Regions from separate parts of the Homo sapiens genome. Here region 2 is linked to region 1. A link is a contact called in ENCODE Hi-C or POLR2A ChIA-PET data. All regions are on one chromosome and are shown on one strand. Each heading gives the region's core, a stretch centred on a gene start or an enhancer-like site at or near the end of the contact. The rest is flanking DNA. Distances are from core to core; before and after follow the strand shown. Region 1 overlaps LOC101928505 (a long non-coding RNA gene). Region 2 has its middle 37 kb from the start of LINC02225.

Region 1 (3,708 bases), core at 1,052-3,551:
TACCTTTTTGATGAAATACCAAGTCCCTCAGGAGGGTTTGATCTCAGCCAGCCTTTTGCTTCTGTCTTTTTCTGTATGGTAGCTTCTTCCTGTGAGTTCTCCAATAGTTCCGGCACCCTCTCTTTAATATTCTATGTGAGTTTTGATTATTTACCTCTACGTTCCATTCTTCTTTCTGAGGAGAACTTACATGTGACCTCTCTAGTCAGCCATCTTGAAATTTATAAAACCTGAATTTTAGTTTTTTATATTATGGAAAGGTAATATGTTTATAGAAATGTTTTGATGTGTAGAATAATATCTATAGATGTAAGTAAAGGATATTTAAAAGGAGTTTTTTTCTATGTGACTGTACCCAATTTGTCTGAGAAGGCAGCAGAGGGCAAGTACTTTCCCATCCAGCACATGCTGTGAGATCACCTGTGCAGGATGTTCAAGTGCAGTAGAGAAGGGCTGATTTTATGACATTTATCTCAATATGCACTTTGAGCATAAGAAGGATTGATATTTAAACAGAGGATTTTCTGTGTACTGGGAGTCTGCCCTCACTCCCAACACCGGAAAAGTGCTGGGTGCTTCACTCTCACTTCAATCTAGTGTAAAGTGCTGCAAGGTAACCAATCAGGAATCTTGATGTGTTCCTGGATTTGGAGGGACACAGTAGTTTACTGTCTGTGTACTATGGAAGATAATCTTGAAATGAAATATTGGCTGAAGCCATGTATGAAGGTGGGGAAAGAGCTAAGGCTGCACTTTCACCATTTGGCATGAAGGGGGTACTTTCCCATGGGCCTGATGTGAAAGCTGGAGCCTCTGAAATGAATTCTGCAAAGGCAAGGGGGCCCTGGAAGTATGAGAATGTGGGGTTGGTTGCAGAGGCAGGAGCTGATGAGGAGTAGCAATTGGTCAGCTAAAGAAGATACATCAGGGACCTCTGAAGAATTCACAATCATATGCTCAAGAAAAAAGTCAGCTTTGGTCACACCACCAAGAGCATCAACACTGAGCAAATCAAGCAGGTCTTTTCCTGCTTTCTTTTCTTTTGTTTCTCTCCCCTTGCAATCCTGCGGATTTGGGTATAAGGTAGAGAGAAGCTGACAGAGAAACAAGATGTCTGCTTTCTTTGTTTTCCACTGTAAGTTTCCGAAGGAGGCCCAATCTGGAGTAGGGAGAAATAGTCAACTTAAAATGACTTGTGGAATTTTAACTATTACAAGAACCTGTTTGAATTAGTGAAATGAGACAGTTCTTGCAAGTAGAAATGACTATAGAATTTTTAATTGTTCAACAAACAGAGAAAATCTTTTGGGCTCCTTAACATTTCATCCAGGGGCAGGGAAAAAAACCTAGCCACACCCCATAGAGCAGGTATTATGGGCTGGCATTGAGATGGAAAGAATTACAATGCTCGATGACTTTATTTTTTAAAGACAGGTTTACCCATGATTATTGTGTAAATACAGTTGCAATCAAATGCTGTTTGCTTACATGTTCAAATGATTGTTTTCTGTGAATTATCAATGTTAAATTAAAAAAACCAGAAAGTGTTTAGTAAAACCATTTCAAAGTTTATTTATACTATTTTAAAAAAAATTCTGGCTGCATTTTGAAAAATTGGGGGCATTTCTTGAAGATGAGATTTTAAGAAGTTTTTCAAGAAAAAAAACACAGGAATAAGTGTAGAAACTTAAGGTGGGAGAAGGTAAATGCAATGCAAGTAGAGAAAATGAATAGGTGGCTTTAAGAAAGAATTGGAAACTGGAGGGATATAGGAGGAATTCGAGAGAAACAAGTGCATGTGTGTATGTCTGTTGCTCATAGTGGTGAGGGTATAAGCATCCTTCTCCCTAAATCTAATCTTTCTCTTAGACTAACAGGTGCCTTGAACTTTAGGAAAAGTAAAATTTGAAAATGTATCTTTGCATTATTTAGTGATCTTTCCTTCCCTTAACATGACTTTTTTCAGAGCTCATCTCTGTGGTTTGGCATGGCTACAGTTCACTGTCCTATTTTAAAAGACAATCCCAGGTTATTATGAGGAGGGTTAGCTGAGGAGACAGAGCAGGACTGTCTCTCAAATCTTCTTCTGGAAGGCATGAACCGAGCATGTACAAGCAATAAACCTATTTCCACAAGCTTGTCAGTGTATTAAGCCACATACAACATTGATATATTAGTGCTAAATCTCAAATTAGCTACTGGATTTTTAGAACTAAGGGAGGAGAGCCAAACAAAGAAGTTTCTTGTGAATCTATAGCAGCTCCAGGCAGCTGATGAGCTACCAGCCGCTAGTCCTATGAACAGATATTCTGGGCTGTCTATTTATAGTGCCATCTTGTCACATGGGCTGGCATTGTTGTCTGGCGTTATTCTTTACTGTCAGGGAGCTTTACTTTTGGAATAGCCAACTCCTTTCAGTAGACTAAATGGGTTTTTAAGCAGGCCAGCACTGAATCCTGGACTGTACAGCCAAAAAGGTGTAGAAGTTCTAACTCCCTCATTTTTTACACAGGGAGAAATTGAGGTCCCTAGAGATTAGAACACTGCTTAGTTACAGAGTTAGAAATACACCCCATGCCTCTTGACTCCAAGTCTAGTGCCTTTAGCAAAAACTTAAACTAGGAATTTTGTTTTGTTTTGTTTAGATGAGGGTGAGTTTTGGATATGAGGGGGCCAAAGATTTTTAAAAAATTCTTAAACCATATAATTAAACAAATTAACATTTTGTAGTGTCTGAGGCTCCTCTATTATTTGCATAAGCAAAGGAAGAAAAAGAGATGCGTATTCTTTCAACACTTGCCACTGATAATGGTAAATATATGTTAACAATGGCATGATCTGAATAACTTCAAGAAAGACTCAACCCTGCTTATTTAGGTGCAGGCTTAACACATGTAGGTGTACTCAGTTGACCAATGGTATCTGTGACCCTGGATAAGGCACTAAGCAGTCCTGAAAATGTTTCCTCTGCTGTTAAAAAAATTGACCCAGACTTGTTTACATGTAAAATTTTAAAAATTGTAAAATATTTATGAGGATAAAGTATTAAAATTATTTTTTGTAATTGCTACATTGTAATTATAGAAGTGCATCCTCTTCCGTATACATCTGTTACCAGGGCAACTGCATGGATAGTCTATGGAGTTGTACTCCAGGGGTGCAATTAACATAGACTATGGTGCAGGCGGTAGCCTCACTGGCTTTGAACTATGCAAGGGCCCTGCTACCATATGTGATTATATCTTTTTGTTAAAAATAATTTTTTATTTTTTATTTTTGTGTGTATACAGTAGGTGTATGTATTTACGGGGTACATGAGATGTTTTGATACAGGTATGCAATGCATAATAATCACATCATGGAAATGGGGTGTCCATTCCCTCAAGCATTCATCCTTTGTGTTATAAACAATCCAATTATACTCTTTTCATTTTTTTAAATGTACAGTTAAATTATTATTGACTATAGTTGCCCTGTTGTGCTGTCAAATACTAGGCCTTATTTATTCATTCTATTTTTATGTACCCACTAACCATCCCCTCCTCCCCGACACCTCCCAATACCCTTCCCAGCCTCTGGTAACCATTCTTCTACCTTCCGTCTTGCTGGGCTCTCAGTATGTACATTGTGCAGTGCAGGATTGCTCTTCAAAACATGGCCTTGGATAGCCTTTTCCTGGTAGAATGCCTCTTGGACTTTATAACTTCA
Region 2 (3,451 bases), core at 765-3,264, 210 kb after region 1:
CAGTTTCCCTTCAGGCAGGCAAGGAACTGAAGGGCATGCAGGATGTGCAGAGGCACAAAGGAATAATAAGACAGAGGATTCCAAAGAGTTCTGTGTGACCAGAATGTACGGCAGAGGGGATGAGGGAAAATAAGGCAGCCACATGTGTCTGCCACCTTGGCATCAGAAAGGCCTCACTGGACATACTGTATATGGGGTCCTCTTCTGTTGCAGTTCTGAGATTCTCTGACTTACCTCAATTAGTAATTTATTATTTGGTATGGGAGATTCACTCCATTATGATAGTGGTCTTATGCAATATGTTTTATTTCATCATTGTAAATATATTTAATTCTGAAAATGCAAGGCTTTGGGGATAGGCTGTAATCATGTCTATCAGAAGTTTAAAGGATCCAGATAGCCATTGTTTAATGGCACCAATGATAAATGTAATGTCAGTTTAAAGAATGCTTTGAAAGCAAAGTTAGGTCATCTTTAATTGTTTGTTACTGAGGCTAAGGTGGAGGTGGGGGAGATTTCCTTTGCTTTACCGTTAGTATAGAACCTTTTTTTTATTTTTTATTTTTTTTCATGAGCATAGAACACAGCAAAAAACATCAAGGCACTTTAGGGTTGGTAAGGACTAAAAATTATCTTTCCAGCTCCCTTCATGCCAATTCCCCACTCCGGCCAACAAAAACCCTAATTGCTTCTATAGGTCCATGACATCTTAAAGATCTTGAAAGGTCTAGAGTGGTAGGGAATTACAATACTGTTTAGTCATTTACTGGTGATGGCATCATATACATTTCTACATATGTCTGGAATATCAGAGATATTCTGGGTACTTCTAAAAGTCATGACAGAACTTGGTGGTATGGAAAGATTGGAACGAATATGCATTTCTCCTGCTGAAGGCAGCATGTAGAAGCATAAGCACCATTTTTGCTCCACCACTGGCTTTGCAAATCATACATTTCCCAGAGGTAGATAATAATAAGGAAATATGAGAAAATCAAATTCTCTAGTTCTTCTAGTAAAGTAGAACAGCAAAGTCATTTTAAAATGATAGTCCAGTGGTTGTGACATGACCAGATAAGTCAGGTTGGAAGGGTTCCTAAAAATAATTCAGCTGAATCCTTTACTGATGAGGAAACTGAAGTCCACAAAGGTCAAGTGGTTTGCCCAAGGCCACAAAGCTCTCTGATCATCTAAAGTGGTCCCCAATGCTGTAATGTTTATTGGTTTTCAGACTTATTGTTTCCTAGAACAGAGTTCCTTCTCATCAAAATGGGTTTTATAGAATATGGCATCCTCCTCACATGCCATAAGGAAGCTACTCCCTTCTGAGGACTATAGCTTGTCCTTCATTATTCAAAAGATCAATTATCTTGAGCTCTTCCCATTCATTGTTGGTTTACTTCCCTGTTCATTAATTAGTTCTGAGAGGAGAGAAAAGTAAAGGAGGTAAAACCCATAGTCATTCTTTTACTTATTAGTGGTTTGGTGGGTGTTAGGGGAGAGAGGGAGGGTTGGTGGAAAAAATGAAATAAAAGATTTTTAAGATGATTACCTGTGACTTTCATTTGTTCCAAGGTATTAATGACATAAAAAAATCGAGAGCTTCACAAAAAATACATTGACATTCTTATCCTGCAAAATCTTCAACGTTTCCCAATCCAAAACTCATATTTTAAACATTATTCAATCACCTACATCCTTAGTCTTTAATCTATGGGTTTCTCATGATTTGTATTCTGTTAGAAGCATGATGGGTTTTAGTTATGAGTGTGTGAGTGAAGAAACGAAGGTGAGTTCCCAGGCTTTTCTCAGCTGAGACTATCACCATATGTGTGAACAAATGCCTTCCAGCCGATACTGGGTGTAAACCACTTGAAATATTGGAGAAAGGCCAACATTTCATCATCTTGGCCCATCTCTTTGCACAGTGTAATGCTCTCGTGTGCCGTTCCAGAGCAGTGAAACTCCGAAGGCTTGTCTAAAATGCCAATGATAATACACCTATTTTTATCTAGCAGAGCCACTGTGGTTCACATAGTTACTTTCCCAACTGAAAAATGCTGGTGAACCAGCACAGCAAGACCAAGATAAGTATCTTCTTAGAGTTACTGGCAAACAGCAAAGACAATTAAACTTCAGTATTGAGTCACTTGTCAACTGGGCAGGCTGACTTCAACTCCTACCACTGAGTTTTCAAGCTGCGTAGGATTTTGCCATATTGAGCTTAGTTTACATTAAGCCATTTGTGCTGCTAAATTCTTTAAAAGCCATATTATTTGATAAGAGGCTGTATGCTTGTATTTTGGAGCATGTGTGATACTTACCGTCCTAGTTTCTAAGCTGAAATTGTTGATGCCAAGAAGGGAGATTATTACATGTATTGATGCACTGTGAGCAGACCAAATGTAACTCCTTTTTGCAAAAGAACCTATGTGAATACCGAGTCAGCCTCCCACACACATGAGTCTTCTTTGTCACTTCAGTGGGAGTTTTATGTGGGAATTAAGAAGAGAAAAATGTCACCCAGAGTGTGTCTGATCATGATTTAATATCTGAGCCAAGACATCTTCATCTAGTGAAAGCTCCTACCCACATAACATTAAATCATAAACATATGCAGCAACGGGCCTTTGAATACGCCTTTGCAATGCTTTGCATGGAATGAGCCATAAGCTATGTTATTTGATAAATTGAATTGACATTCACAGGAAACTCTCATATTGGGATATTTAGTTGAAATATAAATGACAGAATGGTCAGCGTTTTGGTTCAATGCTTTGGGGGAGGACCATAAAAGTCCCAATGTTTGCTAAGAGAAGAAAGCCCAAAACAACTTATATGCCTTCATGGCCTAAAACAGGGAGTGGTAGGAAGTAGGGGAGGCAAGAGAGGCAGTGTGTGTGTGAAAACCAAAGGCTTCCTCTAACAAACTAATTAATTATACCTTTATGTATGATTAAGATGCATTCATTAAAAATTAGAGGCCATATAGTTTTGATTACTGTTAAAACAAATGCATACACCAAACAAGCACAACCATGTTTTATTAAAATAAATAAAGGAGCTTATGGGATCAGTCCACAGCATTTAAATGCAGTTCCATCCTGTGTTTCCCATGGGGTAATTACATGACTCAGTCCACTGGACAACCAGCTCAGCCAAAGCAGATTTATAGGGAGTAAGGAGAGATCATCCTGGGATTCCTTTTGCTTGGCTTCAGAGTTCCTGAATTAGCGTAGAGTTGGGTGTGAGTTACAGGTTACACTATTAAGCAGCTTCCTCAACCACAGAAGCACTTATAAGGCAAGAGGCAGGCATGGGGTGGTTCTGGTCCTATTCACGTTTGGAAACTAAAGAAATGGGAGGAACACTAAGAGGTTTATGTAGGTTTTTCCTGGAGACCTGGGTTGGCCATATTGAATCCACAAGGATTAGAGCTGAGTGGGTTCCT

Evidence for each region. Hi-C counts contacts between places; a loop is a spot of excess contacts on that map. ChIA-PET counts read pairs that join two places held with the same protein, here RNA polymerase II (POLR2A). Pooled maps may share reads with other maps.
Region 2: a map of Caco-2 shows a loop between it and region 1 (3-fold over the local background). The contact joins two enhancer-like sites. A Hi-C loop is called at or near these places in 1 of 168 maps with a recorded cell type or tissue (Caco-2) and 3 of 50 pooled maps. POLR2A ChIA-PET finds 5 or more read pairs at or near these places in 1 of 52 experiments (MCF 10A).

Annotation. Positions count from the first base shown.
Region 1 is chr5:57,651,775-57,655,482 of GRCh38, forward strand. The region is part of intron 1 of LOC101928505 (a long non-coding RNA gene); the gene reads left to right. Among named protein-coding and RNA genes, the nearest start is that of LNCBRM, 83 kb to the left of the region's middle. Within about 2 kb of position 2,302, at least 2 of the 41 ENCODE cell types and tissues checked have a DNase peak (open chromatin) inside an H3K27ac peak, as active enhancers do.
Region 2 is chr5:57,860,662-57,864,112 of GRCh38, forward strand. No RefSeq gene overlaps it. Among named protein-coding and RNA genes, the nearest start is that of LINC02225, 37 kb to the right of the region's middle. Within about 2 kb of position 2,015, at least 5 of the 41 ENCODE cell types and tissues checked have a DNase peak (open chromatin) inside an H3K27ac peak, as active enhancers do.